Regions from separate parts of the Homo sapiens genome. Here all the other regions are linked to region 3. A link is an interaction called in ENCODE POLR2A ChIA-PET data of the cell type or tissue named here. Cell type or tissue: OCI-LY7. All regions are shown on one strand. Each heading gives the region's core, and the rest is flanking DNA. Links, peaks and the distances in the headings are about the cores only.

Region 1 (8,147 bases), core at 1,218-6,217, 310 kb before region 3:
AAAAAAAAAAAAAAAGCAACTATCTTCCACTGAAAATAGTGCAAACCAAAAATGTATCTTTTTTTTGTTTTGTCTAGCCATATTTGCTGTCTTTATCTCACAATGACCTTTCCCCAGCATATTTTTCTGTTTCTCTTTAATTAATGCCCAGTTTCTAAAAATAAAATGGCTAGTGGATCTTTGGATAATATTATTATTTCATTGGTACATACAATCAGGAAACGTATTTCTGTTTATACTCTTAAATCAGTTGAGAGTTGTAGATGAAGCCACATTCTGTCAGCACATTTTTTTTCCCAAAACCTGGAAAATGTAACAAAATCCAAAACAGCTGTAGGAAGTAGAGTATACACTCCATTTGCACTCAGCAGGAGAACTAACAGGAGGTAACGGGATAGTTTCCACATGAAAAAGTTACAAAGAATTTAACCTGTAATGAAAACTCTGATAATCTCTAGGAATGAAAGGTGCTTGGATGATGGGTTAGGGGTTTTTCATAAGTTCAAAGATCTGGTTTTCCCTATAAATGCTATGCAGGAATCGGAGACGTCCATGTGGTCATTGTTAACGTCTGATGGCCAACAAAAGTTCAGGCTTCATCATTAAGCCATTAAACTGTGACTGTGTGTGCATTTTAAGACTATGGATTACCTGCCCAAGCCTGTGTTTTCGAAAAGCATAGAAAGCAGAATCTCATCAGCTTATCACCATCTGCTCCAAGATAGAGACTCCGGTGCGTGGGTGTCAGTTTAAAAGTAGTTTCCTCTAAGATTCATTATGTGAAGCTCCTATAGCCTAGAGCTTCTCAAACGTTGGTATGCACATGAAGAATCTCTGGACCTTGTTAAATGCAGATTCTGATTCAGCTGGCCTGGGTGGGATTGGACCTGAGATGCTACATTTCTATCAAGCTTTCAGGTGGTCTTATGCTGCTAATCCGTGGGCCACCATTGGGGTAGCAGGAGCGCAGAGGATTTCTGCCACAACACCACTATCACATCTGTGGTAGGCAGTCTCTGAAATGACTCCCAGTGATCCCACCTTCCTGATATTCAAGCCGACATGAAATCCCCTTCACTTGAGTGTAGGCTGGACCTATTAATAATGACTCACTTCTACTGAACTGAATGCGGCAAAAGCAATGGTATGTTTCTTCTGAGGTCAGGTAATAAAAAGACTGTAACTTCAGTGTAGGTGTCACTCTCTCTCTCTCGAACCCCTGCTCTCGATAAAGCAAGCAACTGTCTACGTTGTGAGTGGCCCCTGGAGGGTCCCATATGTCTCCAGCCAATAGCTAGTAAGGACCTGGGCCATATGAGCAAGTTGGGAAGTGGATCATCCACTAGTCAAGCTTTGAGATGAATACAACCTCTTCTAACACCTTGTTTGCAAGCTCAAGAGAAATCCTGAGCCAGAGGTACCCAGTAAGGCCATGCCCAAATATCTGATACAGAGAAACAGAGAATAAACATTTATTGTTTTAAGCATCTAAATATTGGAACAATCAGTTATGCAGCAATAGATACTAATACAGCATCACTCATAAAACGCTCTTTACAAAAGTTAAATTTTTAAAAATCGGTACTTAGAGAATATTTTATTAGCCATGACTAAGGGCCAAACATTTTGGATGCTCAAAATCCACACTTTTGTCACCCTGCTTCTGAGGGTATCCATGCACCACTGAGGCTGGACTCATCTTTCCTGATCGCTTTGAAATTGGGATTGAGATTTATAGACTCTCTTTACTTTGGGATTCAAATCAGTTTAGTTAGAGCTAACTCAGAGAACAATTAGTTCAGGATCCTTTTATAATGTGAAATCCTGATCTTTTGAGGATAGCTTAAACCAGAACGCAGTGTGGGATATGTGAGATATGGCCCTCTAGTCTACCAACTTAGCAGAAACTCGTTGATTTTCTAGAGCTTTCTGAGGCAAGAGCAAAGTAATTCCACTGTAAGAAAGACAACGCGTATGTACAAAAGAGGCAGGGCAGAAGAGTTAAAAATAAACCAAAGATAGCTGTTCGCCGCCTTATTGACTTGCTTTTGATTCCTGTTCTTGGACACAGAGGTTCCCACCCCTTTGTCTTAATCTGCACTTGAACTGACCTAGGTTCCTCATGAGGACTCAGTTTCAGAGAACTGAAATTCTCTGGCTCTTAATTTCAGCTTGTGATATCTGCACTTACTTTTTTCTATATTTACCTTACTTTCGTGCAATCAGATTTTTTAGAAGGGAGGAGAGATCAAAGAAGAAAGATGTATTTGGAAACTTAAGGCAAAATTGTGATATGTTTTGATGGCTTGAAAGGATATACTATATGTATATCTGATTTCAAAATATGCCCACATAACTCTTTTCCTTTCCGTGTCCATGGATATGACAGCAGCTTACTTAATTATTACCACATCTGGACTATGCTGCACTCATTAGTCTCCAGTCTCTTGATTTTCTGAATCACAGTGTCACTCTTCTGCACCCCAAAACTTGGACAGTGCTGCAGGATCCATAGGTTAAGCTCACCGTTCACATCTCCCTAGATGTCCCATTCAATATACCTTTCCAACATTATCATCCATTGCTCTTGTCCTTGGACCGTTCAATCCCGCAAATCCTTTTCTATACCATTGTTCATGCCATTCCCCCTTCATATTCCATCTCTCTTTTCTTCCCACATAAAAAAAATTATCCTCAAATCATCCAGATCTAGACCAAATTCTGCCCACTCCAGGCCACAATGGTATCTCCCTTCTCTGAAGAAGGTGTGTTTAGTTTGTATGGCACTTGCTTAGAATCTTTCTTTGCCCCTTCCTTCCACTGTTGTAGGCAACTGTCATTTCCCTCTTGCATCACTACATCCTCAGGTGCTCATGTATTATTATAATGCACTGTCATTCAAGTGTTCACAGATTCCTTTCACAAAGAAATTGTTAGTTCCAAGATTAAAGGGACGCTGTGTTTACGTTATTTACTTATTGATTAAACATCTAATTTCTCACATTTTAGAAACTCACTTAATTGATGCTCAATCAATATTTGGAGGGGGGAATCTAATTTATTTTTCCAAATTTTTTTCTTATTAACTTATTTTAATTTTAGTTTTAATTTAAATATGTATTTATTTAGCTTATTTTTCCAAATGTCTTGAGCCTACCCAGAAACTTCTTTCTTGTACTAGGTAGTACAAAAAACACAGTAACTAAATCAGTGACTAAACAAGACCATGAAGCGGCTAAATTATGTATATTTTAAAAAATCTGACCACACTCAAGGTGACTTTTTTCTGTCTACATGCTTAATTAGCCTATCTCATCAGACTCTGTATTTACCGGTGTGTGGGCACACCTACTTCCATGGATTTCAACCTGCCTTATCTACAGATAACAGTCAAGTTTAAGGAGAACGAAATATCTCACATTCTGAATATACTGCTTTAAAGCTTAGATTCACAGATTGTTAAAACTAGAAATAATCATCAGGACTTGTTTTCCCGTATCCTGATTTTATTGAGGACTGGAATGGCTGTGGCACTTGCAAATACTCATAGGGATATGCACAGTAGGGCATGAGCTCCTGATTCCCAGCCCTGGCGCTCACAGCCTCTCTGTGCTACTCCTGGTCCTCCAAACGCCAAGATACACCATTTAATCTTTTTTTTTTTTTTTTAATTGAGATGGAGTCTCACTCTGTCACCCAGGCTGGAATGCAGTGATGAGATCTTGGCTCACTACAACCTACGCCTCCCGGAGTCAAGCGATTCTCCTGCCTCAGCCTCCCGAGTTGCTGGGACTACGGGCATGCATCACCACACCCGGCTAATTTTTGTAATTTTAGTAGAGACAGGGTTTCACCATATTCGCCAGGCTGGTGTCAAACTCCTGACCTTGTGATCCACCCGCCTCGGCTTCCCAAAGTGCTGGGATTACAGGCGTGAGCCACCGTGCCCGGCCACAATTTGAATCTTTAATAAGCCTTTATGTGAGGATATTATTGATAGAAGCTGAGAAAACTGATGTTAAAGGTAAGTCCTGGGAGGATTTACTAACTGGCGTCAAAGGCTAGGATGGCAATGTGTATTAAAATAAGTCTTTGAAAAACAAACAAAAAAAGGCCTTGAAAGGCAACCAGAATGAAAGGGCACCCACTTAAAATATGAATTATTAGTGTCCACCCTACTCACGCCACACAACTGCTACACATGTGTATACACGCACACTCACAGATGCTGATTTTGGCACTGTGTGGCCTTAAGTATTGATTGATCAAATTGAGCTAGGAAAAAAAAGTCTACAGTCCTGAATTTTTGATTTGTCAATCAAGGAAAGGGAATTATGTCATTATTCAACAGTGAAGATTATGTTCAACTCATTTATGTACATAGACAACTCATTTATATTGACTTATTTTAATACACATTGCTGTCTTTTCCTTAGACGCCAGTTAGTAAATCTTCCCATGCTATATGACAGCCAGTCCTGGAGAAGAAGAAAATCACCTATCCCAGGAAAAGTGGGTAGGCACTGAGAAAGAAGAAAAATCAACACACAAGATGAAGGCCATGGACCTTTGAAAGGCTGTTGCCCAAATTGAGAAGGAAATCCTATTTTTGCTTGCTAATTTCAGGGAGAAAAAAAATAAGGCAGTGTAACTATACATAAGGTGAGTGGGTTTTTGTTGTCGTTGTTGTTTTTGGACATAGAATCTCACTCTGTTGCCCAGCATGGACTGCTGTGGCACAATCTGCATTCATTGCAACCTCTGCCTCCTGGGCCCAAGCGATTCTCCTGCCTCGGCCTCTCAAGTAGCTGGGAATACAGGTGCATGCCACCATGCCCGGTTATTTTTATTTTTATTTTTTTGTATTTTTAGTAGAGAGTGTTTCACCACATTGGCCAGGTTGGTCTCAAACTCCTGGCCCCAAGTGATCCACCTGCTTTGGCCTCCCGAAGTGCTGGGATTACAAGTGTGAGCCACCCCACCTGGCCGAGGTAAGTGCAATTTTAAAATCCATGTCACAAAGGATTTTCTGGGATCAGTTTGCCCTGCTTGTATGCTTAATGTTTGATATAGAGCTAATTTAATATTTTCTGTAGGTTATGAGACAATCTCAATGATGGACTACTTGTCCGCCATTTGAAGAAGTCAAAGAGGATTAGGACACGCATGCATGCATACACACACACATATTTTCAAACTGGTATCACAACATCTCAATAATTCATAGTGAAATTGAGTAAAAGTCCACCAATACAAGTGTGACAAGAACATCAGTAGTGACCTTAAATACCATCATTTTAATCATTCCCAAATACATCAGACTTAAGGATTAATTTATGTCAATCCCTGAAATTGTATTATTCTCTTTATCTGTTCCTAAAAGGAAACAAAATAAAAATTCCCCTCCTTAACTCAAAGACCTCAGAAGATAAAACTATGGAATTTTCCCTGACCACCTGGAAACCTTGGGCATGTCTTCAGAAATACCATGTTCTATCGCCATCTGCCACCAACAAGCAATCAGGCACATTGTCACCCTGTCGCAGGGACATGTGTGTATATATGCCTCTGGGTGAGTACGCATGAGAATCTGTGCGTGTGAATGTACATGTGTGTACATGTGAGTGTGTGCAGGGGTGTGTGAATGTGTGAGTGCATTAAGAAAATCTTCCTAAGAAGGAAATGGAAAATTACTGGTCTAGATGGAAACTAAAAATAAAAACTTAACATATGAGAGGTGTTTTTTTTTTTACAAACAGAAACATTTTATGTATGCTACTTTGCTCCAAGAATTTATGCCACAAAGATTCCTGTTTTATTGAAGAATATCATTTGTCCCCAGAACAATGTGAATTTGAACGATGGTAAAAGGGAGATCTCAATCGTTTCTATCTTGGCCCCCAAGTCCTGTGACATCTGATGGTAATGTAAGCGTCCTGGAAACAGTAAACTATCTCATACATATTTATATTGGAAAATGTACCCATAAATATTCAGTTTGAAGCCCCCATCTGTACTGTTCTTCTGAGGTAGGTAAGATTATGCTAATCTCATACAGGTAGCCACTAAAGTGCAAAGTGATTGGTTTAGCAAAACACAACTATTTTACTTGCAAAATATTATATTTAGAGAAAAAGCTCTGGATTAAAATCTTGACTTCACCACTTACTAGCTCTGTGATTTGATTAACTTCTCCATGCCTCAATATCTGCTTTCCAAACATTTAGTTGATAGTATGAATACCTGCTTTACAACATTATGGGTAAAAAATGAGTTAATGCATGATAATTTTAAGCTCTTAATAAATGCTTATTATTATTACTGTAATTACTACAAATTTAGAACTAGCAATAGTACTTTTGACGCCTAGTCCTATATCCTTCACATTGGCAATGTGATATTGAGTGCCTTAACACTACAACCTACAAATATAGTTGTTTTCAGAGGAAGAAAACTTAGGTAACAGTCAGGCATTTAACAAACATGCATTGAGTGTCTCCTTGTGGCTTGATGAGTGTTGGAAATGGTGAACAAGATAGACATAGACTCTGCCTCTTTGAGCTATTGTTTCTGTAACCTATAAGAAACTTATTTATTGATTCTACTCAAAGAGAACAATGGTGGATACATTGGGATTTTAAAACATCATTCTTCAGTATTAACATCAAGTACATGGCTTAAGGACCATTCAGGTATGCTCGATGTCCTTTTTCTAAATCTCAAGTACTTAAAGAAAAGGTAAGGTAAGAACAAGATCTCTAAGGTGGCAAATATTTCTTGAATTCATCAATCTTTTCAAGCTCTTTTTCTTTACCTTCAAAGAAACTTATCCAGCCAACCAAAACTTTTCAATAAGAAAGTGTGGTGCCCCAGAAGAAATACAGAATGATTTTTTTCTTTTTCTAGAGGTTTACTGCTGATTGCTCTAAAGATAGGGGAAGAAGTAGGGGAGGAAAATAACCCCAAATTCTCTTTGGATCAAGATGAAATGCTCTAGCAACATGAACCAGAGGGAGGCATCTAAGGGAAATGGTAATAAGCAACTCTTCATTGTTTTGGAACAAGTGTGCCTTCTTTGCTCACTAACAATCTATCGTTGAGTGCCACGGTGCTGTTTCATATCAAGATTGCAAAAACCATTACAAGCTGCATAGGTATTGGAGGCTCAACCAGATGTGATGAATTTCCATTGTTTTACTTAGTGCATGGAAAATATTACTAATGGCTGGTGTCAGGGGAGGCTTAACTGACCCCAATTGGCCAAACTCATCTGGGCGCATTTCTGTAAGTCAGACCCTTTAAATACTCTCTCCTGTTATTTCACAGGCCCCTCTCCCGTTTTATGAGATGTTTGACTATATAAAGCTCATTTTAGTAAAGGAGAAATTCCATGACTGCATGAACAGGTGGTCTGGGAACCTGGGAGAGGAGAGGGATATCTTTCCTTGAGACCGAATTTTATTTACAGCCAATTCTTGATTATCTTTGGACACACAAGACACACTTGAGCACAATGAAGAAAATAAAGTCTGAAAAATTCCATTCAGTCTTTTTCCCTGCCATTATCTTCACAAGAACTGCTAAAGGTTACAACAATTACAAATCTAATTGAGCAAAATTTCATCTCCTGTTGCAATTCAGGAGATGAATTCACTTCCTATTCCGTTTTTCCAATGCATCAGCTGAGCTACAATCAAGCAGTTAGAAGAAAAAGAGAGAAGGCCTTTGAAAATCCCTTATACCTATACCTAGAGTTGACATTCAAGTTTTGATTTTAATATATGATTTGCACTTTGAATTTTCTTGGAGATATTGATAATAACACATATCAGATAAATACCTGACTTCCACTTTCTTAATATATCAAGGTTTCCAGAACAACCCAGTTCTTGCTACAGTCACAGACCTGTTCTTTCCTTTTAGTTTAGAAGGCTTCAGAATGTGTCAAATTCTTCATTTTCTGCCTCTAGAAGTCTCATTTACAAAAGACATCCTCTTTTGTAAACTTGACATTGTCTTTAGATATTAGCTCATCAAGACCCAGAGTCCAGTTTCAGTTTAGAGGAACATGGAAAAATTTAAATACTTTTCTAAACCTTGTGTAACTTTATCTGAACTCCTGTGTCTTTATGTGAACTCTTCTTATT
Region 2 (8,147 bases), core at 1,340-6,339, 1.1 Mb after region 3:
TACTCCATTATGTATTTGTACCACATGTCTTTTTTTGAGACAGAACCTCACTCTGTCGCCAGGCTGGAGTGCAGTGGCACGATCTCAGGTCACTGCAACCTCCGCCTCCTGGGTTCAAGTGATTCTCATGCCTCAGCCTCCCAAGTAGCTGAGATTACAGGTGTGCACCACCATGCCTGGCTAAATTTTTTTTTTTTTTAGTAGAGATGGGGTTTCATCATGTTGGTCAGGCTGGTCTCAAACTCCTGACCTCAAATGATCTTCCTGCCTTGGCCTCCCAAAGTGCTGGGATTACAGGTGTGAGTCACCATGCCCAGCCTTGTACCACATTTCTGTATCCACTCATCTATTGACAGACATTTGGGTTGCTTCCAAATCATGGCTATTGTGAATAATGCTACAGTAAATATGGGAGTGCAGATATCTCTTTGATATACTGATTTCCTTTCTTTGGGGTATGTACCTAGCAGTGGGATTGCTGGATAATATGGTAGCTTTATTATTAGCTTTCTGAGGAACCTCCAAACTGTTCTTCCTAGTGGTTGTACTAATTGACATTCCCACCAACAGAGTACAAAGTTTCCCTTTTCTGCACATCCTTGCCAGCATTTGTTATGGCCTGTCTTTTGGATAAAAGCCATTTTAACTGGGGTGCTATGATACCTCATTGTAGTTTTGATCTGCGTTTCTCTGATGATCAGTGATGTTGAACATCTTGTCATATGCCTGTTTGCCATTTGCATGTCTTCTTTTGAGAAATGTCTATTCAGATCTTTTGCCCATATTTAAATTGGATTATTAGATTTTTTCCTATATAGTTGTTCAAGCTCCTTATATATTCTGTATATTCTGTCTCCATATGTTTGCTTTTTGCAGAATGCCACATAGTTGGAAGCATACACTATGTAGCCTTTTTAGACTGACTGCTTCACTTAGTAACATGCAATTAAGATTCCTCCTTGTCTTTTTGTGACTGGATAGCTCATTTCTTTTTATTACTGAATAATATTCCACTGTATAGATGTACCACAATTTATCCATATTTACTAAAGGACATCTCGTTTGCTTCCAAGTGTTGGCAATTATGAATAAAGCTGCTATAAACATCCATGTGCAACTTCTCTGAGTAAATAGCAAGAAGTTCAATTTCTGGATCACATGGCAAAAGTACCTTTTGCTTTGTAAAAAAAAATTGCCAAACTGGATTCTAAAGTAGGTGTACCCTGTACCATCTTGCATTCCCACCAGCAATGAATGAGAGCTCCTGTTGCTCTACATCCTTGCCAGCATTTGTCAGTGCTTTGGATTTTAGGCATCCTGTTAAATGTGTAGTGGTTCCTCCTTGTTTTAATTTATAGTTCCCTAATGGCATATGCTGGTAAGCATCTTTTTTTGTGCTTATTTGCCATCTGTGAGTCTTCTCTGAGGTGGTGTCTGTTTAGGTCTTTGGCCATTTCTTTTTTAATCCAAAATGATTTTATTATTTTTCACTTTCCCAAAGCTTGTGAGCATGAATGCTTCTGAATCAGACCAATAAAGTCTATATTTTGGTTGAATACATTATTAGACTAACTTGTATGATCAAGTCCAGCTCGATTATCAGAAATCATAGAAGTTAACAATTTACTCTGAGAATCTGTTGCTAATATAGATGATGGATTTCCAATTTTTTCTTAGCTAAGAATTTACTCAACTTTAGCTCAGAACCAGATTCAAAATATCTTTTTTTTTTTTTTTTTTTTTTTTCCTGAGATGAAGTTTCGCTCTTGTTGCCCAGGCTGGAGTTCAATGGTGCAATCTCAGCTCACTGCAACCTCCACCTCCCAGGTTCAAGCGATTCTCCTGCCTCAGCCTCCTAAATAGCTGGGATTACAGACGCCCACCACCAACCTTGGCTAATTTTTGTATTTTTAGTAGAGACGGGGGTTTCACCATGTTGGTCAGTCTGGTCTTGAACTCCTGACCACAGGTGATCCACTTGCCTCAGCCTCCAAAAGTGCTGGGATTACAGGCGTGAGCCACTGTGCCTGGCCCCATTTTAGCCATTTTTTAATTGAGTTGTTTGTTCTCTTGTTGAGCTTAAGAGTTCTTTGTATATTTTGGATAAGGTCCATATAATTTTCATGTGTCACATTCTTTGACTTTTTTTTTCAATAATTTTAAAATGTAAAAAATTTCTTAGCATTTATGCTGCATGAAAACAGGTGATTCAACCCATGAGCCATAGCTTACCAACCCCTGCCTTAGAAGTTTAAATTGTCTTATAGCTGTGGGGATTTACTGAATGGCCTCATGCAGGGAAGAGATGTGACCAAGTGCACACTTTATCTTTTGGGTTCTAATGAAGCAAGGACATGAGTAGGGACTGCAAGGGCTCTCTGGAGTCTGGAGCCTGAACACTTCTCAGGAGTCTGTTGCAATGATCCAAGTAAGGGATGATGATAGCTAAAACTAAAAGATTTTGATGCAGGTGAATGAAGCTGGGCAGATTTGAGAGATATTAAGAAAATAAGAGCGAGAGAACCTAGGGATTGATGTGAAGGATAAGGAGGAGACAGGAAGGACTCAAAGATGATACCTAGATTTCTAACTCAGTGATTCTGCTGCTATTCACTGAATCAGAGAACACAGGAAGAAGCAGCAAGGGTTCCATTTTGGAATGTGTTCAGTTTGAAGGGCTGCTGGACATCCACAAAGAGCCGTCTAGTTGCTTCCTTGCTGGTCGGAAGTTTAAGAGAGCTGAGTTCTGGGCATGGTGGCTCATGCCTGTAATCCCAGCACTTTAGGAAGCTGAGGAGGGAGGATCACTTGAGGCCAGGAGTTTGAGACCAGCCTAGGCAAGATAGTGAGATGTCCCTCTCTACAAAAAAATTTAAAAATTAGCCAGGCATGGTTATGCACATGTGTAGTCCTAGCTACACAGGAAGCTGAGGTGGGAGGATGGCTTGAGCCCAGGAGTTCAAGGCTGCAGTGAGCCATGATTATACCACTGCACTCCAGCCTGGGCAATATAGCAAGACCGTGTCTCAAAAAGAGAGAGAGAGAATGCTGAGGGTTTTGAAATCATCAGCTTATTGATTATAACGCCATAGGAGTGAATGCAGCACCTCCTGGGACAGGCTATTGAGAGAGAAGTGGGAAGAAGAAAGGCAGCTGAATATAGAACCATGAGTAAGGCTAACAGTGAGAGGTTAAAGGGAGGAAGGGAGCCCAGAAGGAACATTTAGAAAGCAGGTGGCAAACCTGGAGAGGAAGGAGGTCACAGAAGCCAAGGGAAGCAAGTGTTCTGAGAAGCAGACAGATGCTGCAGAGAGTCAGAGTGAGAAATGAAGAGTCAGGGCAATTCACAGCTCAGGCAGGATACTGGAAACCAAGATGACACTTCTGATCCACCGTCAAGGAGGAGTATGCTCCGAGCTCTCTCCACATGGACTTATGTGCATTGACCAACCAGTAAGAGATGAGAGAATAAATAAACAGGAAGCTGTCATGCTGTTAAATGTTCCTTTGGAACTTGTATCAAAAGGCACAGGGAAAATATACAGAATGTGAAAACTGCGTTGTTTCCATTAACTGCTTTTCTACTCACATCTCAGGGAACAAATCCTCAATAGTGTCCTTACCTGAGCACTTTCACGGTGTGTATATTTGTCCATTTTCATGCTGCTGATAAAGTTATACCTGAGGCCGGGCGCCGTGGCTCATGCCTGTAATCTCAGCACTTTGGGAGGCCAAGGAGGGTGGATAAGCTGAGGTCAGGAGTTCAAGACCAGCCTAACCAACATGGTAAAACCCCATCTCTACTAAAAATAGAAAAAAAATTAGCCGGGCGTGGTGGTGGGCACCTGTAATCCCAGCTACTCAGGAGGCTGAGGCAGGAGAATCACTTGAACCCAGGTGGTGTACGTTGCAGTGAGCCAAAATCGCGCCATTGCACTCCAGCCTGGGCAACAAGAGCAAAATAACTCCATCTCAAAAAAAAAAAAAAAATACTCGAGACTGGGTGATTTACAAAGGAAGAGAAGTTTAATGGACTCACAGTTCCATGTGGCTGGGAGGCCTCACAATCATGGCGGAAGGCAAAAGGCATGTCTTACATGGAGGCAGACAAGAGAGAAAATGAGAACAAAGTGAAAGGGGTTTCCCCTTATAAAACCATCAGATCTCGTGAGACTTATTCACTACCTCAAGAATAGTATGGGGGAACCGCCCCCATGATTCAATTATCTCCCACCTGGTCCCTCCCACACACGTGGGAATTATGGGAGCTACAATTCAAGATGAGATTTGGGTGGGGACACAGCCAAACCATATCAGTGTGATTTTGAGAACTGTTTCCAATTGGTACAGCCCTCAAGCCTTGTTCTCAAACCTTCTCAGAAGTCTGTGAGTCATCCAGTATATAATCAATAAATTCTGATTCTACTTAGATCACCTAGGTTATGTTTCTTTGTTTGCAAATAAGAACTCTGGCTGATATATGTCCCATATCCTGTCCTGGGTATAAAAATCTCTAGGTTCCTGTTTGGATGATTAGGAAGTGACCTGTTAGTTAATGTATGGTCTTCATGTCATCCAAGAAGGGAAGGCCATGAAAGAGTGACTGTGGTCAGTTAGTCAAAAGTCGTAACTGCATGGCGAGCCTGGGCTGGCTGGCCATACTTTGACCAACGCTGATTCACCTACACCACTGGCTGGGGTGGCAGCCCACAGCAAAGAGCTGTGATCAGTGGCCACCACTTACAACTCATTACTCTATAGCACGGTGGCAATCTTAACTCTAGAGGACCAACACAAGCAATTCTCCTCTGTATACTGAAGAAAATTGTAGTAGAAATTCCAACACCTATTCTGAGAAACCCAACGTGCATTTTCCACCTTGAAATAAACATTTTACATGCAATGGTCTTAATAATGGTCATTAGTGAGCTGTAGTAAGCAACCCTGATGGATAGCCCATCTGGTCGGAAGCCTGGCTTGCTGTCCCAGCCCTGCCTGCTCCTAGATTTGGATTCTGGAATGCAAATCAGCACCCAATTTCTGAATATTTTCTCATCCCTTGTTGCTGAGTTTGTCTTGCTTACTTATATCCCTCCTCTCTCTCTCTCTCTCTCTCTCTCTCTCTCTCTCTCTTTTCCTCCCTTCTACTTCCATGACATCCCTGCTCTCTGATATAAGAAGAATGAGGAAGAATAGGTTAAGAGGGAGAAGGAACACTTTCCAGCAGAGGAAATGTGCAGAACACCCAAAGATGAGCAAATTCAGGCTGGAGGACATTTAGGAAACTACAAGTAATTCCACTGGATGTGAAGCCAGAAACTGTGTGAAGGGCATTGGCAAGAGGTGAGTCTGAAGAGCTCATGACAGTGACAATAACACATGGAGAGATCTTCTGTGCCTGGAACCGTTGTGAGGTTTCACATAGATTCCCACACCCTACCCTCACAGCACCTTTTGAGGTACGTACTATTGTTGTTCCTATTTTACAGATAAGGAAACTCCGGCATACAGAAGTTACACAACTTGCCCAAGTCATGTAGTGAGGAAGAGGCAGAGCTGGGGTGTGAACGAGGACCCTAAGCAAAGCTACTGAACTTGGACTTCCACCTGAGAGCTACAGAAGACCTTTAAAGAGGAGAGGGATCTGATTGGCCTGTACTTTAGAGAGATTGTAGGATGCCAGTGTGTCCCCTGATGCCAATAACAAGACTGAAACTGAGGATGTTTGGGAGTTAACACTCGAAGAAGATGTCAACAGACATCAGAGCCAGCACAGGAAGCAAGCGGGCAGTGGCGTGGGATGGAACTAGGGCCAATTGCCAGGTTTCCAAGAACTGAGTGGGGAGCTGCCAGGATTGCAGCCAAGGCTGCAGGAGATAAGGGCATGGGGATGGCACCTAACTGGCTCAGGCTATTTCTCAAAGGCAGGAGCACCCACCAGCTTCCTTGACCCTGACTGTACCCAGTGCCTGACACCAACTTATCTTTTCCAATTTATCTCCCTGGGTTCACATCCTCCCACAACCAGAACCTATTCTGTCATTTATACCCACACGTATTCACAAAACGACCCAGGGGCATTGCAAGAAATAAATACGTAATGAAATGATGTTAAAATATGGATAAAAACAAATATTAAGACCAGAGAAAACACTCATCAGAGCAGAAATTGAGCTTTTGGGGAGGAAAGGAGAAGAAACTCAAATATTCAAGCTGTGTGGTTCCTTGCTCTTGCTCAAGTTAAGCTCAAGTTTGAAGCTAAACTTCCAGTCAAAGTGAAAACGAAGGCAAGGTCATTTACATGGTCGTTACGGAGAGAAAAGAGGAAGTGCACCAGCTGCCAAGAAAACTTGTGGCCCTTTGCTAGCAAAGGTGTGGCATGAATTTTCAAAGTGGACTGCTTTCCAATCCCTTAACCCCCCCTTTACTTCCCCCATCACACCTGTGTTTAGGTGGTTGCATCCATCTAGCTTACAAGCATGTAAGTGTCAATCAAAATCCTGCCCAAATTTTAGAGCCCATCTTAAGTAGTTTGGCACCCATGAAGAAGGTGTCTTTTCCCTCCCTGGTCAGAAGTTTTTCCCCTTAATTATTTCTCTGCCTTGTTGTTGCTTCTTTCATAGCACTCATTATATTCTCTCACATGTTACAATTCAATGTCTATGTGTCTTGTCTTTCGTGAGGCAGCATAGCCTAATGGTTAGAGCAACAGCTCAGGAGTCAACCTCCCTGGGTTCTAGCTTGCCCCTCTCTGGCTGTGTAACCTTGGGCAACATACTTGATCCATCTAAGCTTCAGTTTTTTTTCATCTGTAAAATGAGAATCATAAGAGCATCATCCTTGTTCTCTTAGCACGGCACTTGGCACATGGTAAATTATCACATTTTTATCAGCATCTTCATAATTATCATCTCATCTCCTAGGGCTGTCAGTACAGTAGCCACTAGCCACAGGGAGCTCTTCAAATCTAAATTAATTATAATCAAATAAAGCTTAAAAGTCTTTTCCTTAGGGGTACTAGCCTCATTTCAAGTGCCAGCTGTAGCTAGTGACTACCATATTGGACAGCCCAGATACAGCATATTCCCACAATCACAGAAAGTTCTAAAGTTCCCTCTAGAACGGGGACTAGCAATTTTTTTTCTGTCAACGGTCAAATAGGTAATTATTTTAGACTTTGTGGCCATAAGGTCTTTGTTGCAACCACTCACCTTCACCACTATAGTGTGAAAGCAGCATAGACAACAAATAAATGAATGGGCATGGCTGTGTTCCAATAAAAGTTGACTTATGGACACTTTAAAGTAAATTTCATCTAATTTTTATGTCACAAAATATCATTCTCCATTCGAGCTTGTTTAGCCACTGAAAAATATACAGCCAGGCACAGTGGCTCACGCCTGTAATCCCAGAAATTTGGGAGGCCTGGGCAGGCAGATCACTTGAGCTCAGGAGTTCGAGACCAGCCTGAGCAGCATGGCAAAACCCTGTCTCCACAAAAAATACAAAAATGGGCCAGACATGGTGGTGTGTGCCTATAGTCCCAGCTATTTGTGGGGCTGAGGCAGGAGGATCACTTGGGCCCAGGAGGTCAAGTGCAGTAAGCTGTGTTTGCACCACTGCACTCTAGCCTGGGTGACAAAGTGAGACCCTGTCTCAAAAAAAAAAAAAAAAAAAAAAAAAGTAAAAACTAAGCTTAAGAGCTGTACAAAAACAGGTGATAGATCCAAATTTGTTGACCCCTTCTTTTAGAATATAAACTCCATTTGAACAAATATCATGTCTTCCTCATATACTACATAGCAGACTTCTGTTCTACATTCGAGGAGAGTGATACATAGTTCACAGCCTTTTTACCATAGGAGCTCACAGACTGCAGTCAGCCAAATGATGACCCCTGCAAGAACGTCCACGTCCTACTGCCCAAAAACATGTTGAAGTGTTACAGTACATGGCAAATGGGAATTAATATTGTAGATGAATTTAAGGTTACTAATCAGATGATCTTAAAATACAGAGATTGTCCTGGATTATCTGGACGTGGCCGGTGTAATCACAAGGGTCCTTCCATGTGGAAGAGGAAGATAGAAAGCTAGTATCAGAGTGATGCAGCATTAGGAAGACTCATCTGGCCATTGCTGGCTTTG
Region 3 (8,147 bases), core at 1,620-6,619:
AAGAAGTATGAGAAGGATTCTAGCCTACATGGATTTAAAAACAAACTAAATCCCAACGGGATTTGAGCAGTGCTACCTTACAAGGTCTTTCCAACTGGCTGCTAAATATTTCCACCAGAATGTGCCACTAGTCCTAGATACCACGTCTATATGTACTAAACAAGACTGATCATCTTTCTTTATCCTTCTCCTTCCTTCCATTTCTATGTTAATGATGTCACTGTTTTCCCAGACTCCCAGACTCCAATGAGTTCTCCAATGTATCCACCTTCCCTGCCTTCTAAATTCAATCAGTCCTCTTGCTTCAACCACTGAAATGACTCTTACATGTTTTCTCTCTTATATCCTAATACGATCTAGGATTCCTCCTACCTAGACAAATGCAATAATTTGTTCTCGCTTCCCACTGCCTCCAGGTCTAATACAGCAGCTCCAGTTCATCTCAGGATCTATTCCAGCCAATCTTTCCTTAAATGTGACCTGATTATAACACTCTGCTGCTCAACACTCTCCACTTGCCATAGAATAAAGTCTAAATTTGTTGGCCATGACATTTGACATTTGAGATCATTCATACAATGGTCTCCAATTGTACATTTACAAAGATCCCCAATTTAAATAACACTGTAAGACCACTTTCCCCAAATATTTCCTCTTACCTCAATATCTGCCTGCTCAAGGTTACTTTACCCTAAATATGCCTTCTTACCTCAATATCTGCCTACTCAAATTCCTACATCTCCCTTCTTTGTCTTCAGAAATACTCACATCCTTCAAGGTCCAGTTCAGATGTCCTCTACTTGACGGAGCGCTTTCCAGTTCTCTGAGTCATTAGACACCCCATTCTTTCCTTCTGCTCCCACTAGACTTGGCATCTCCCTTGCACCATCTATCACATTTGGCCTCTTAATAAAATTGTTTTGTTTGTTTCCTAATAAATTGCAACCTCTTTCAAGGGAAATCATATTCTATACTTTACATCCTGGAAAGTGCTTGACATAACCCTTTGCTCATAGAAAATACCTAATATATATCAGTTGTAATAAATTAGAAAGACTAACCAAAGCTTGTAGCATAACTTCCACGTTATTAAAGCATGCAATAATAACTCCAAGCTACTTGCAATTCCCCAGACATTTATAGTGAAAGCAATAGCTATTATTTACTGAGCATTTATTATATGCTAAGGATATCCTATGCATCTTCTAGCTCACAACAACCCTGTGAAATTTGTCATGTTCAAATTTTACATACAAGGAAACAGAGGATTAATAACCCCTACAAAGCTACACAGATGGGAGGCAAAGGACAGAGAATCAAGGTTACCTAATTCCAGAATGTGCTCCTCACCGCCATGCTATTGCCACAACTAATGTCACGGATGTGTTTCCACAGGTATCCTGGACAGTATAACCAGTTTCCCTAAAGAGGTAATACTTTTTCACCAAGGCATACACATCCTCTTGCCCAGCCTCCCCTTGAAAACAGCTGGATAAAGTCATGATGGGTATAAACCATGGCTCAACACCAAGCTGTGAGCTAAAAGAAGGAAGAGAATCTAGAGCCCAAGAGTAGAACGGGGGTCACCAAAGCAAGGCCAAGACAGGAGCAGACCCAGTAGCTGATAGGAATTGAATCCAATGACAGTGAAGCTGGAAACCTGACTTGGAACAGACAGGAGCAGACATATGGACAAGTGCAAGGTCTGAAGAGGCCAGCAGTAGACAGGAACAAAACAAAAAGCTGACCTGCAAGGGGTCCAGAACACAGACATGAAGAATGGGCAAGGAGTCAAATTCAAGCAACCCCAAGGCCACAGCTCCAGATGTGCTGATGTTTCTGGGAAGGCAGACACAATCTCAAAAATTATCTGACTTGGGATTTTTAGGTACAGTTAAATGGAAAGTCCTGCCTAGAGAAGAGAATGGTGTTTGGGGGGAAAGTAATTCAGAAACTTCCGATAATTTATTTTTATGTCCCCAAAAGGGCATGGCACAATTGAAAGTGCACAGTAAACACTCCATAAACATTTGTCAATTACCTAATAGAGACGGAAGTTTGTTTATTTGTTTTTCTCTTGTAAACACAAAGTAAATCATACCCAGTCAAGTGCCCCTTGCTTAAACTAGCACAATAAATCCAAAGTACCCTAAAGAGGCCATTCTTTTGCAGAGTGCAGAGTTGAGTCCTGCGGGAGAAAACTGCTCTATTTCCTAAGCCTGAGTAACTGGAAATGCCATACATCGCTGCCAGGGAATAAGCAAAGATCCCCTGCCTACTTAAGAGCAGTACAAGCATTCTCCAAGATGTTATGATTTCAAGCAGCATTTGGGAAGCTAGCTTGAATCAAAACTAGACTCTTCCAGAAAGACCCATTCCATAACAACACTTCAAAAACTCATCTTTCCCAGATAAGAAAATTCACTATACATCATCATCAAATTTCCCAAAAAATCCAAGTTATCTCTGTTATAAAGGTCAAAATTCAAGGCCAATCATTCACTCCAAACAGAACTTTTTCAGAGGTCTGAAATTCCCAGATGAGTTAGACCAGACAAGATAAACTCTGCCCTTAGAGATTGCAGGAGAGGGGGGTTTATCTTCAGCAATTTTCCCTTGTAATCTTTGCTCTCAGATATCCTGAACTGAACCCATTATTCTATTTCAAATAGTATCAGTAACCAAAGTCAACAGAGAAAAGATTATTTTTATTGTTTATGAAATACTTAATATTGTATGATATTGAAGGCTTAAACAAAATATCCTTCTTCATGGGTTACTCTATAATAATAATACCACCTGTAATAGCTTCCATTCAGTCCTAAATAAATTCTCCCTTCCTGCTAAACAGGAATATAAAACTTTAAAACCCATGAACAAAATTAACATTTTTAACTAGGTCATTTTAACTAGCCAGTTCTCTATTTATCGAGGATGTTGTGATCTAATCATTATTTCCCATAATAGGTTTTGCTTCTTTAATGATTTTAGTAGGAAAATCAGCCCCTTTTATGGGAGCTAGGATAATACACACATCCCATAACCGGTATCAGCCCTGTCTAAGTCACAAAACAAAAAGGCAACACAGTCATTTAAATCACAAATGAATACTCACATTTAGGCTAGGAAGAATATGTCCTAAGCTTTACCATAAGCTAATGGCCAAACTGTTAAGTCTACATAGATGTTTCTATGAATCTACTGAAAAGTAATGAAAGTATGAATATAGGAGAGGGTTCTCACTGAAGTCTAAAACATAGGTTAAAAGTTTTTTTTCCTTTACCCTTACAGAAAGGAGAGGAAAATCAGAAAAATATTAACATAACGTAACTGTCCTATGGAATAAATGCAGGTGTCCCCTGATGGGAACATAGTTCCCTCAACACTGTAGTTAAGACATTTTCCTCTAAGGCTAAGTAGAAGCAACAACACGGGTCTTACGCGCTTACCCATGCAGAGGCAGAACCAAAAAGTGTGTTCAACCGTCCAAACTCTGCTGGCCAGCCAACCTTAGACATTCGCGGAATATCACTTCTTCACCTGACTGGGTAGAAAATAACTGACATTAAACACCTGGAACCCACAACATTGTTCTCATCTGGCAGGCAGCATCAGAAAAACCTAACTGTCTATTTACAGGAGAATGACCACATATATAGAGTACATCCTACTATAACATGCAATCTGCAGTTTAAAATTAAAAGTGGTTCTGAGTATACTTATACAGAAAGAGCTTCAAGAGATACTTGACATGTTACAAGCACGTTTATGTTTGGGTGTGCAGTGGGATACCATTTACAGAAAGCCCAAATCACAAAAGAGCATAGCTCATCTAGAAGGATAAGTCAATCCAGCAACAGTGCCAGGATTGAGGGTCGGCCACCAACAAGGGCTTTGGGTTTATTTTTATATTTTCACAATGAGAAGTGTTGATGTATCTTTTATGTAAATGCCTTCTGCTCTTCTCTCCTTCCTCCAGCAAGGGTTCTGGCCAGTCATGGTCGTCATGTTTAGTTGCAAGAAGGGCAGCCTCTCATGCAGCAAGCAGCCATGATGGGCCATGTGGCTTACTATGTAGGATACATCACCTGTGTCCATCTTCTTGGGAGATTTCTCCTAGCACTTAGCTCTGGCTTCTTGAAAGTTATTTTATTTTATTTTATTTTATTTTATTTTATTTTATTTTATTTTATTTTATTTTATTTGAGGCGTAGTCTCGCTCTTGTCACCCAGGCTGGAATGCAGTGGCACGATCTCGGCTCACTGCAAGCTCCACCTACCAGGTTCACGCCATTCTCCTGACTCAGCCTCCCGAGTAGCTGGGACTACAGGCACCCGCCACCATGCCCGGCTGATTTTTTTTTTTTTTTTTTTTTGTATTTTTAGTAGAGACGGGGTTTTACCGTGTTAGCCAGGATGGTCTCAATCTCCTGACCTTGTGATCTGCCCGCCTTGGCCTGTCAAAGTGCTGGGATTATAGGCGTGAGCCACCACGCCTGGCCCTTGAAAGCTACTCTTAAACTTTTTAGCTAAATGACAAAAAGTTTTATCTTTTTGACCCCATTGCCTTTCAACTTCTTAGAAAATGCTCCATTTCAATCAAACAAGGTAGTTTGTTGCTCATAGTACTATTTTCCTGCTTAAAGACCTTCCGGAGCCCCTCTGCTCCCTGAAGCTTCCTCTGGTGGTCCTCTGAACCAGTATCTTTTTTCCTGAATTAACAAACTTTTTAGTAGATTTCCAAAGCACTTTAGTGAGTACTGCAGCTCATAAACTAGGATTAAAAACAACAACAACAAAATCTATGCCTTTTTTATTTCCTCCAGTTCGCTAGGCTTCCCCACAGCAGAATGATAGCATCAATAATTTATAATAATTCTCCAAGTAAACTAATCATGCAAACCACACTAATAAAACATTGTAAGCCTAGAACTGTGCTAATGACAACACAGTGGTTACAAAATTAATGATCTCCCTCAACTCTTTATCCAAAAATATCCCACAGCACTTTACGGTTTTAAGATATCAAGAAGCATTTTCCCTCTGCACAAGCAATTTGCTGGCTTCCCCCAGAAAGCACAAATGGCCAGGATAGGAAGTGTATGCTCAAAACTGGAAAATTACAAATATGTGAACCAGCTCTTGAAATTCCCCTTTGCACTGGATTAGAGCCAGGATAACGAGTCTTACACTTCCAGCCATGCATGAAAGATGTTTGGGGCTTTTTCTAATCCAAGACCCAGAGCACTTTTTCATGTTGACTTCCAGGGGACAAGGCACTAAGTGAAAGCATATCTTGCCACATGATTGACTTTTCTATTTTTTCTATTTATTTAAATGTGTCATCACAGCTAACCACATCCTTCATTTTATCCCATCCCATTAAGAAATACGATAAGAGATTTGAGCCCATCATTGGTTTTTTTTAAGTAAGGATTTAAACAGTAGACATGAAACAGAAGGAATAGTCAGAAGGCCTGAAATTGAGCACTATTCAAACACAGGTAAAAAGCATGAAATACCACCAAATCTGACCACCCATCGTACATTCACTTATCAATATGAAAACACTTCATCCACGGTAAAGGGCTTTGAAAATGTAAGTATTATTTTAAAGGCTATTATAAAATGTCCAATGAGGACTTTGAGCTAAGCATATTGTATAGCACTAAATGTAGTGTTGATAGGCACTCGGGATTTTTAAACATCGTTACTCATTGTTATTAAGATGAATAATTAGTGTAGCAGCTGTTGGTGAGCCAAACACTGATCTTTGATATGGACTTACCAGGAAGAAATGCCCATTTTCTCAGCCTCTTTCCTCTCCCCTCCCCTTGGACCCCAAAGCCACACAGGATGAGCAAAGCAGATCATGTGTTTGATGCATTGTATATGTGCAAACCAGACTGTGTACACATCAGTCTTCTTTGAGGAACTTGCACTAAGAGGATGGTAAGGAAGGAGCAAAGCTGACTGTCCGAGTTGACTTCCAATCAGGATATCCCAGCTGGAAGCAAGCCAGCTTCCGCTCCTTTGAATAAAGCAAGAAAGACGTGATCTTTCTTATAAATGAATGAACAATACCATCGGTGTGACCCCTTTTATAGGCTTCAGCCTTCAGTGTGACTCTAAGTCATTTGGTAACAAGTGAATTCCCGAAAAAGACTGGTCTGGCAATAAAGTCTGAATGTTCCAAAAGGCAGAATTAAACTGCCTAGTCATTCCTCTTCAAAAATCCACTTTTAAGTATTTCCTTTAACTTCAATGATTACCCTCAGGAGTAGTGAGAATCTAGGCATCTCATATACTGCTGACAAAAGAATGTGTGGGTGAGACCTCTTGGTGTCTTCGCATTACTTAACAACAAAAGCTTTCAGAATGTCCTTAACCTCTAACATAGAAATCCTGCTTCTAGGAATTTATCCTAAGTAAACATTTGTAACGTCACAAACACTTGGCTACAAGAACAATTTTTATAAAGCAATTTATAAGAAAGAAAAAATGCAAGACATCTTACATACACAGTAGTAATAGCCAGTTACATTCACTATAGTACACTCATATGATCACATATTTTGCAGTTATTAAAGAATGAGTATGCTTATTAAGAGTAATAAGAGCAAATATGTTTTCATTTTGGTAAATTTATATTTGTATTGGTTGTGTGTAGGAGAGAAAGACACACACACACACACACTTTGAGAGTCTAAACCCAAAAAATATAACCAGAGTTATTTCTGAATGCTAAGACTGTGTTTCATCTTTTTCTACTTGCTTATCTACATTTTCCCAATGAATATCTTTTATTTTAATAACAATTTCTTAGTTATGTTAAAAACCTGCAACCCGGAGCAGTACAAGATAGTTTTTGTTTTTGTTTAGTTTGGTTATTGTCATTGTTAATATTTTGTTTCTGGTTCTTATGTATGCTTTTTACTTGTTTGTTTGTTGTTTTAAAGGCAAGGTTATTAAGGTATGTTTAGCTCATGGACAAAAAGAGTTCTCCCAGCACATTTCCAGATTATCCTGCTTCGTATGCCTTTCCCTGCTGACCTGATGAAAGAGTTCTCAACTGCACTGGGGAAGAAAAATAACTTCAGGATGGAGAGTCAGAATAACCCAGATGAGGTTTACAGCCTGGGCAAGGGTGAAGGTTGTTGTGTGGACCCTTATGAACACAACTGAAGTTCCGGACTGGTTGGTAGTTAGCACACACCCTCCAGTTTCCATAATTGTACTTCCTTAGGCCACTGGTGTGAGATCCTTACTCTACCCCTTCTCCATGGGGTCATGAAGTTAATCCTGTTAAAACACATACACAAGATTAAATCATCTTTTCATTTTTCAGACAAGCACATAACACCACCCTGACACTGAGCAGATCATCTCCAGCTCCCTTCATATTATGCTACTGGAGACCAATCTTTATAACCAGAAGAGGAGGAGGAGGAGTTATTCTAACCTGTCGTTTTCTTCCTTTACATCACTTTTTCCTTTTAGGTCATATCCAAAAAAGGAAGGTAAATATATGTTTTAAATCATCTGCAGCAGTGTCTTAAATTATGTCATTTCTTAAAGGAGGAGGAAGAGGGAGTAGAGGAAGAAATAAGAAAGAAAACGGGAAAGAGAGGGAGGGACGTGGAGGAGAGGAGAGGGGAGGGAGGGGAGGGAAGAGGGGAGGAAGAAAGGGGACAGGAGGAGAAGGAAGGAAAGGAGAGGGGAGGGGAGGAGAAGGGAAGGGAAAAAAGGGGATAGGAGGGGAGGGGAGGGGAGACGAAGGGAGGGGAGGAAAAGAACATTAGTGATTATCTTTCTGGTTCCTTTTCTGCTGAAGCTTCACCTGTGAATTCTTTCTATGAGATCCACTACTGGGAAATTCTGGGAGCTCCAGGGAAGAGCTGCACAGCACATTTCTGGCTAAATAAATAAGGTTTTCTATCTTGATTTATTCATTCAGCGAGTACATGTCTCCATGTCAAAGGCTGACCTAAGAATCTTCCTTATAAAAATTCAGCAAGCATATCATTGCATTTTTTTTAATTAAAAGGATTGTGTGACAAGGGAAGCAGTATTCTACAGTTTATCAAGAATGAGTAGAGGAATCACTATACAAAGTATAATTTGTGCCTTTTTTCATATCTGACTAT
Region 4 (8,147 bases), core at 1,293-6,292, 84 kb after region 3:
AGAATTCAAGCAGGCAAATGGAGCTTAAGAGAGGGACAGGAGGAAATGAGTAGATCTGGGAATGACAAACAGAGAGGTAGAAAGTTGCCTGAGACAGACAGGGAAACAAGAAGAATGAAAGAAGGTGGCCAGGTGCGGTGCCTTATGCCTGTAATCCCAGCACTTTGGGAGGCCAAGGTGGGCGGATCACTTTAGGTCAGGAGTTCGAGACCAGCCTGGCCAACGTGGTGAAACCCCATCTCTACTAAAAATACAAAAAATTAGCCGGGCGTGGGGCACACGCCTGTAATCCCAGCTACTCCGGAGGCTGAGGCGGGAGAATCGCTGGAACCCCATCTCTACTAAAAGTACAAAAAATTAGCCGGGTGTGGGGCACACGCTTGTAATCCCAGCTACTCTGGAGGCTGAGGCGGGAGAATCGCTGGAACCCGGGAGGCAGAGGTTGCAGTGAGCCGAGATCGCACCACTGCACTCCAGCCTGGGAGACAGAGCAAGACTCCCTCTCAAAAAAAAAAAAAAAGAAGGGAAGGCAGCCAGCCAAGCTAAGAACATTTCGAAGAATCGGTGAAGGACACAAAGAATTACGTTCCTGTCAAAGAAGAATGAGCCAGCCTGTCCATCCGCTAATTGGGAAATGGCCCCATTTTAAGAGAATAAAAGTGCTCAAATGGGTTTTATTACAGCTTCATGTGATTAAAGCTAAAAAAAAAAAAGTCCTAGTAGACCTTTTATGTCATGTTAACAATTTGGTGTTGACTAAGATGTTCTTAAAAGAACCTAAAAGCAAATCACAGCCAATGCCCTGAGTTATGTTCTAGGCCCAGGGAAAAGGCAGGAGGCAGGCAGTAGGGAACTCCTACTGTCTCGGTTCATCTCCTTCCTCATTTATGGGCTGCTTCACTCATTAGCATTGATCGCAAGGAAATGTAGTCATAAGGGTGTTAAAAACATCACTTTAAAATAAAAAATGGCAATGGGTTGCAAAGAAATTTAGTGGCGTGCTCGAGCTTTTCAAAATACACACTGGGTTTTGGTTAGGTTTTAAAAAATAAGTATTTTTTTTTTAGAGATAATACTGAAATGTTTACGAGTGAAATGATATTATTCTAGAATTTGCTTCAAAAAAAAAGGCAGAGTGGGGGATAGAGATACAGATAAAATAGGATTGGCCATGAGCTGGTCATTGTCAAAGCTGAGTGCTAGATACCTGGCAGTTATAATACAGTCCACTTTTGAATATGTTTGAAATTTACCAAAATAGCCAGGCGCAGTAGCTCAAGCCTGTAATTCCAGCACTTTGGGAGGCTGAGGCGAGTGGATCACCTGAGGTCTGGAGTTTGAGACCACCCTGGCCAACATGGTGAAACCCTGTCTCTATTAAAAATACAACAATTAGCTGGGCGTGTTGGTGGGCGCCTGTAGTCCCAGCTACTTGGGAGGCTGAGGCAGGGGAATCACTTGAACCTGGAAGGTGGAGGCAGTGAGCCGAAGTCTCGCCACTGCACTCCAGCTTGGGCGACAAGAGCGAGACTCCAGCTCAAAAAAAAAATAAATAAAAGAAAAAATAAAACGAAATTTACCAATATATAAAGATGTTCTTAAATAGTAACAGAATCACAGAAAATTCTGTTTTAATAGTTAAAAGAGTGGCATAGCGAATAAGAGGGGTGAATTTGTTGTTTTTTTTTTTTTTTTTATGTGGAAGTAATGGATTCTTTTTTTCCTCTGGTCCAAGACCACAATTTTGGGTTTTTGTTTTGTTTTGTTTTTTGGTTTTTGGTTTTTTTTCTAGACAGAGTTTCGCTCTTGTTGCCCAGGCTGGAGTGCAATGTCGCGATCTCGGCTCACGGCAACCTCCACCTCCCAGGTTCAAGCGATGCTCCTATCTCAGCCTCCCGAGTAGCTGGGATTACAGAAGTGCGCCACCATGCCCGGCTAATTTTGTATTTTTAGTAGAAACAGGGTTTCGCCATGTTGGCCAGGCTGGTCTCGAATTCCTGACCTCAGGTGATCCACCCGCCCCAGCCTCCCAAAGTGCTGGGATTACAGGCATGAGCCACCACGCCCGGCCCACAATTTTAATAGCACTCTGATCACCTCCCTTTTAACCAAAGGAAACTCCAAGATAGTAACTTTAATTCAACCAGCTGCTTGAAGACTAAGGGGGTAATAAAGAAACAAAGGAACGTTCTTCATCTGCAACTCCTCCCCTAGAATGCTATCAGTACAGGGTCTTATTTCCCTTTTAATCCAGGGGCTCTCCATTCATTTTGTTTTTTCCTTTCTTTTTTTTTTTAAAGACAGAGTCTCACTTTGTCACCCAGGCTGGAGTGCAGTGGCACGACCTTGGCTCACAGCAACCTCTGCCTCCTGGGTACAAGCGATTTTCATGCCCCAGCCTCCCAAGTAGCTGAGATTACAGGCATGTGCCACCATGCCCAGCTAATTTTTGTATTTTTAGTAGAGATGAGGTTTTACCGTGTTGGCCAGGCTGGTCACAAACTCTCGGCCTCAGGTGATCTGCCCGCCTTGGCCTCCCAACATGCTGGGATTACAGGCGTGAGCCACTGCACCTGACCTCCCTCCATTTCTTTTTGCCTCTCCCTTTCCTCTCCTCCTGCAACTTCATGCAATTATTTTGTTGAAGAAATGCAGGCCATGTGTCCTGTAGTTTTTTCCACTGGATTCTGCTGCTCTTATCCCTTGTTATTGACTCACACATCCCTCTGTTGGTTAGAAATTGATCAGATTCAACTTGATCAGATTGTTTGGCAAGACTACTTTGCAGGTGGCCTCACTTACTTTTAATTTATGCTAAATTGCTTAATTTTATGCAACCTAGCAAGCTAACTTAAACTCTTAATGAAAAAAGGAAAAATGAATAAATATAAATAATCCCTCAGCAAATTAACATTTTCATCTCTGTCAATTTGATGGGTACAAGGGTACAAGGGGTGTCTCATTGTTTTGAATCACATTTTAAAAATATTTAATGAAGCTGAGTATACATATATTTTTTTTTTTCTTTTTTCTTGAGATGGAGTTTCACTCTGTCCCCCAGGCTGGACTGCAATGGCACGATCTCAGCTCATTGCAACCTCTGTCTCCCGGGTTCAAGAAATTCTCCTTTCTCAGCCTCCCAAGTAGCTGGGACTATAGACGTACACCACCATGCCCAGCTTATTTTTGTATTTTTAGTAGAGACGGGGTTTCGCCATGCTGGCCAGGCTGATCTCAAACTCCTGACCTCAGGTGATCTGCCTGCCTCAGCCTCCCAAAGTGCTGGGATTACAGGCGTGAGACACCACGCCCAGCTGCAGCTGAGTATTTTTTATATATCCACTGTCATCTGTATTCATTTTTCTGTGAACTCCCTGTTCAAGTCATCTGCTCGTTTTTATAACAGGTTATTATTATTGTTTTCTTTGTAAAAGAAGGCATTGCCCCTTTTGTAGTTAGTGTTGCAACACACACACACACACACACAAACACATACACTGTTTTTTTTCCTTTTTGGTTATATAAAATTTTAAATTTTTACATTCTTTTATGTTCTCTGCATTTTCATAAGGTAAAAACATTCTTTCCGCTTCCCCAATGGCTAGATAGTTCTTCCAATATCACCTATTAATCTGTCTACTTGTTTCCAAATGAATTGTACACAACTTTTTAATATTTAAGCCTCTTATTCTTTTGTATAAGTTCATTGGCTGACATGTCCAAAACATATATGAAATATTCATGTAGACATCTTCATTTGATCCTCACTTTAAGAGAATTCTTTCTTGCTTTTCACAATTAAAAAAAAATGATGCTGGCTTTGGATTCAGCTGAATAGACCAACTGAATGATTTTTCTCATGTTGAGGAGGTATATCACTCTTTTCATTTTACTGAGTGGGCTAGGCTGAGGATGGTTCCCAAGTTCATGCCCATATCCTAATCCATGCAACCTATGAATGTTATCATGATAATTTTTTGCAGATGTGATTAAATTAAGGCTTTTGAGATGAGAAGATGAGCCTAAATTATCCAGGTGGGACTTAAATGCAATCAGAAGTGTCCTTACACAGAGGGGCAGAGGGAGAGTAGACACACCCAGAGAGGAGAAGGAGAGGCGAAGGCTGAGTCAGAGACTTTGGTGATGCAGCTGCAATGTAAGGAATGCCAAAGGCCAGCAGCCACCACAGGCATGGATCCTCTCCCAGAGCCTCTGGAGGGAGCCTGACATGCCAATACCTTCACTGTAGACTTCTGGCCTCCAGATGTCAGAGAAAAAATTTCTGGTGTTTTAACGGGACAGAATACAGAGCCCAGAAATAAGGCTGCACACCTACAACCATCTGATCTTCGACAAAGTGGACAAAAACAAACACTGGGGAAAGGACTCCCTATCCAATAAAAGGTGCCGGAATAACTAGCTAGCTATATGCAGAAGGTTGAAACTGGATCCCTTCCTTATACCATATACGAAAACCAACTCCAGAGGGATTAAAGATTTAAATGTAAAACCCAAAACTATAAAAACCCTGGAAGACAACCTAGGCACTACCACTCAGCCATAGGAATGGGCAAAGATTTCATAATGAAGATGCCAAAAGCAACTGCAATAAAAGCAAAAATTGACAAACAGGATCTAATTAAACTAAAGAGCATCTGCACAGCTAAAGAAATTATGAATAAACAGACAACCTACAGAACGGGAAAAAATTTTTGCAAACTATGCATCTGACAGAGGTCTCATATCCAGCATCTATAAGGAACTTAAACACATTTACAAGAAAAAAGCAAACAGCCCCATTAAAAAGTGGGCAAAGGACACAAACAGACACTTTTCAAAAGAAGATATACATGTGGCTAACAAGCATGTGAAAAAAAGCTCATCACTGATCATTAAAACCACAGTGAAATAACATCTCAGACCAGTCCGAATCAAATCAAAACCACGGTGAAATAACATCTCAGACCAGTCTGAATCAAATCAAAACCACGGTGAAATAACATCTCAGACCAGTCTGAAAGTCTATTATTCAAAAGTGAATAATAATAATAATAATAATAATAACAGATGCCAGCGAGGTTGCAGAGAAAAAGGAATGCTTATACATTGTTGGTGGGAGTGTAACTCAGTTCAACTATTGTGGAAAGCAGTGTGGCTATTCCTCAAAGAGCTAAAAACAGAACTACCATTTGACCCAGCAATGCCATTACTGGGTCTATATCCAGAGGAATAGAAATCATTCTACCATAAAGACACATACACATATATGTTCACTGCAGCACTATTCACAATAGCAGAGACGTGGAATCAATCCAAATGCCCATCAATGATAGACTGGATAAGAAAATGTGGGCCGGGCACAGTGGCTCACACCTGTAATCCCAGCACTTTGGGAAGCCAAGGCGGGCAGAATAGTTGAGGTCAGGAGTTCAAGACCAGCCTGGCCAACATGGTGAAACCACGTCTCTACTAAAAATACAAAAATTAGCCGGGCGTGGTGGCACGTGCCTGTAATCCCAGCTACTCAGGAGGCTGAGGCAGGAGAATTGCTTGAACCCTGGAGACAGAGGTTGCAGTGAGCCAAGATGGTGCCATTGCACTCCAGCCTGGGCGATAGAGTGAGACTCCGTCAAAAAAAAGAAGGAAGGAGGGAAGGAAGAAAGGAAGGAAGGAAGGAAGGAAGGAAAAAAGACAATGTGGTACATATACACCACGAAGTACTATGCAGCCATAAAAAAAGAACGAGATCACATCCTTTGCAGGAATATGGGTGGAGCTGGAGGATATTATCTTTAGCAAACTAATACAGAAAGAGAAAACCAGATTATCTCATGTTCTCACTTATATAAATGAGAACTAAATGATGAGAACACACGGACACATGAGGGAACAACACACACTGGGGCCTATCAGAGGGTGGAAGGAGGGGGAGGGAGAGGATCAGGAAAAATAACTAATGGGTACTAGGCTTAATACTTGGGTAATGAAATAATCTGTACAACAAATCCCCATGACACAAGTCTACCTATATAACAAACCTGCACATGTACCCCTGAACGTAAAACAAAACTTAAAAAAAAAAAATTCAGGGGTTTTAAACCACCAAGTTTGTGGTAATTTGTTACAGCAGCTACAGAAAATTATTAAATAATATGCTGTTATCAGAAATGGACAATGAATTTTGTCAAATTTTCTTCCAACATTTATTGAAATAATGCAGCATCCTTCCTGCCACACCCACACTGCCACACTCTCTAACAAATGTATTTCTTGCTTTTCCCATGCTCTTCTCTTCCTTTCCCTACCCCACTTTCACTCTCTTGCCTTCTTAACTCCTGTAGCATTTGGCCTTCAGAAGCATCTTGTGATCCTGCATTGCTAGTGGCGACAGAAACAAAGAACTGGCTAATCCCTGGACTCAAGAAACATCTACAGAGTCTCCATTTGACAATATAAGAAGGCAAAACAACCAAAGTTGAGAAATTAACTGCAAACTATAAAGAATGGATATTAGCAGAGGAGTCCCCTCCTGCTCTTCAGTGGAGCAAGGAAGGAGGAGAGGCTGACCCCCTTCCAGGTCTTTCTAACTCAACGCCATCTTGGAGGAAAAAGCATAAGGAAGAAATGCAGCTCTTTCCCCAGGCCTGAAATTCCTCATGAATTCTGAAACTCTTCATGTTCCCTACCAACAAGAAACAAGAGGGTAAAGAAACCGCGGCCAAAATAATAGAAAATATATGGCAAGATTCTTTACCCTGTAACTCAAATCCTGCAACCTGGAAAACCTCAGTTTAATCCTTTGCCCCATGGCTGTTTCTGCAATGTCTAGTTACCTTTCTTTCCAGAGAAGCTGGACGTTTGTGAGAGTCATGTTTTGCAAACCATAGCCTAGCAAAAGAACACAGTAGCCTTTGCCTTTTGTTCGGCTACATACTTTCCTGGCTTAGCGCATTTCCCACTGGTGACACTTCTGGCTAAGGGTTCGTGATGCCCAATTAAAAAGCAAAGACAAAGAAATTGCTTCAAGAAAATCAAAAAATTTAAATCTGAGATTTTCTAAAAAGAGAACGCTAATCTACAAAAACTAACAACTTATTTTCAAAGTACTGTAGTTTGGTTCATGCAAGTGTACTCATTTCAATATTAACTAGTTCAGATCCTCACGTAACCCTTAAAGTGAAAATTCCACAGTCCTATAGAAAGATTTAAACTCTAACTTTTTAACTCCTGAAGAAATAATCATTACCGTAATTAACAACTATTGCTTCAGGCAATGCCATAACTCAGGGTGTCAAAAGAAGTGGAGTTCTGTAGTCTTAGGTAATAAGTCTGGAAATTGTTCCAGGCAGTCACCTTGAAATATCTAAATCAGTTAATTGCGAAGACTGAGCACAAGAAAAAGTATATAAATTCTCTATTGTACCAGAACAATGTTCCACCTATGTGATCACAGAAATGTGGGTGAAACGTATTAGAGTAAATATGTTCCATGTAGTCTCATATACACTGTAACCTATGCAATGTTCCCAAACTTATTTTATTTTTCCTTTTTTCCTTTTTTTTTTTTTTTTTTTGAGACAGAGTTTCACTCTTGTTGCCCAGGCCGGAGTGCAATGGCGCAATCTCAGCTCACTGCAACCTCCATCTCCCAGGTTCAAGTGATTCTCCTGCCTCAGCCTCCTGAGTAGCTGGGATTACAGGCATGCACCACCATACCTGGCTAATTTTGTATTTTTACTAGAGACGGGGTTTCACCATATTGGTCAGGCTGGTCTCGAACTCCTGACCTCAGGTGATCCACCCACCTCAGCCTCCCAAAGTGCTGGGATTACAGGCATGAGCCACCACACTCAGCCTTATTTTATTTCTATAACTGCAGTTTTTATTTTAGATTCAGGAGGTACATGTGCAGGTTTGTTACATGGGTATATTTTATGATGCTGAGGTTTGGACTGATCTCATCACCCAGGTAGTGAATACAGTATCCAACAGTTAGTTATGCAACCCTTTCTCCCCTCCCTCCTTCAAGCTTCTACTAGTCTCCAGGGTCTATTGTTGCCATCTTTATGTCCACGAGTACCGAAGTGGACATAAGTGTTTAGCTCCCACTTCTAAGTGAGAGCATGCAGTACTCGCTTTTCTGTTCC

The links. Peaks named below come from ENCODE experiments on the same cell type or tissue, not always from the same donor. Only the 100,000 strongest peaks of a DNase experiment are listed, where the experiment ranks them.
Region 1: POLR2A ChIA-PET joins it to region 3 with 5 read pairs; 2 of 35 experiments call an interaction of 5 or more read pairs at or near these places.
Region 2: POLR2A ChIA-PET joins it to region 3 with 5 read pairs; 1 of 35 experiments calls an interaction of 5 or more read pairs at or near these places.
Region 4: POLR2A ChIA-PET joins it to region 3 with 5 read pairs; 2 of 35 experiments call an interaction of 5 or more read pairs at or near these places.

Annotation. Positions count from the first base shown.
Region 1 is chr17:69,884,545-69,892,691 of GRCh38, reverse strand. The region is part of intron 4 of LINC01483 (long intergenic non-protein coding RNA 1483); the gene reads right to left. Among named protein-coding and RNA genes, the nearest start is that of LINC01497, 73 kb to the left of the region's middle. In OCI-LY7, for the core only: no CTCF peak of the experiment used is centred there; no DNase peak of the experiment used is centred there.
Region 2 is chr17:68,496,355-68,504,501 of GRCh38, reverse strand. It overlaps a transcript of PRKAR1A not described here. Among named protein-coding and RNA genes, the nearest start is that of PRKAR1A, 12 kb to the left of the region's middle. RefSeq lists a silencer at 5,772-5,955. In OCI-LY7, for the core only: no CTCF peak of the experiment used is centred there; DNase peaks (open chromatin) are centred at 3,301 and 5,661; H3K4me3 peaks cover 1,171 bases; H3K27ac peaks cover 2,300 bases.
Region 3 is chr17:69,572,628-69,580,774 of GRCh38, reverse strand. No RefSeq gene overlaps it. Among named protein-coding and RNA genes, the nearest start is that of LINC01483, 17 kb to the left of the region's middle. In OCI-LY7, for the core only: no CTCF peak of the experiment used is centred there; DNase peaks (open chromatin) are centred at 3,524, 3,984, 5,274 and 5,874; H3K4me3 peaks cover 3,448 bases; H3K27ac peaks cover 5,000 bases.
Region 4 is chr17:69,488,648-69,496,794 of GRCh38, reverse strand. All of the region lies in intron 1 of MAP2K6 (mitogen-activated protein kinase kinase 6), which reads right to left. Among named protein-coding and RNA genes, the nearest start is that of MAP2K6-AS1, 7.2 kb to the right of the region's middle. In OCI-LY7, for the core only: no CTCF peak of the experiment used is centred there; no DNase peak of the experiment used is centred there.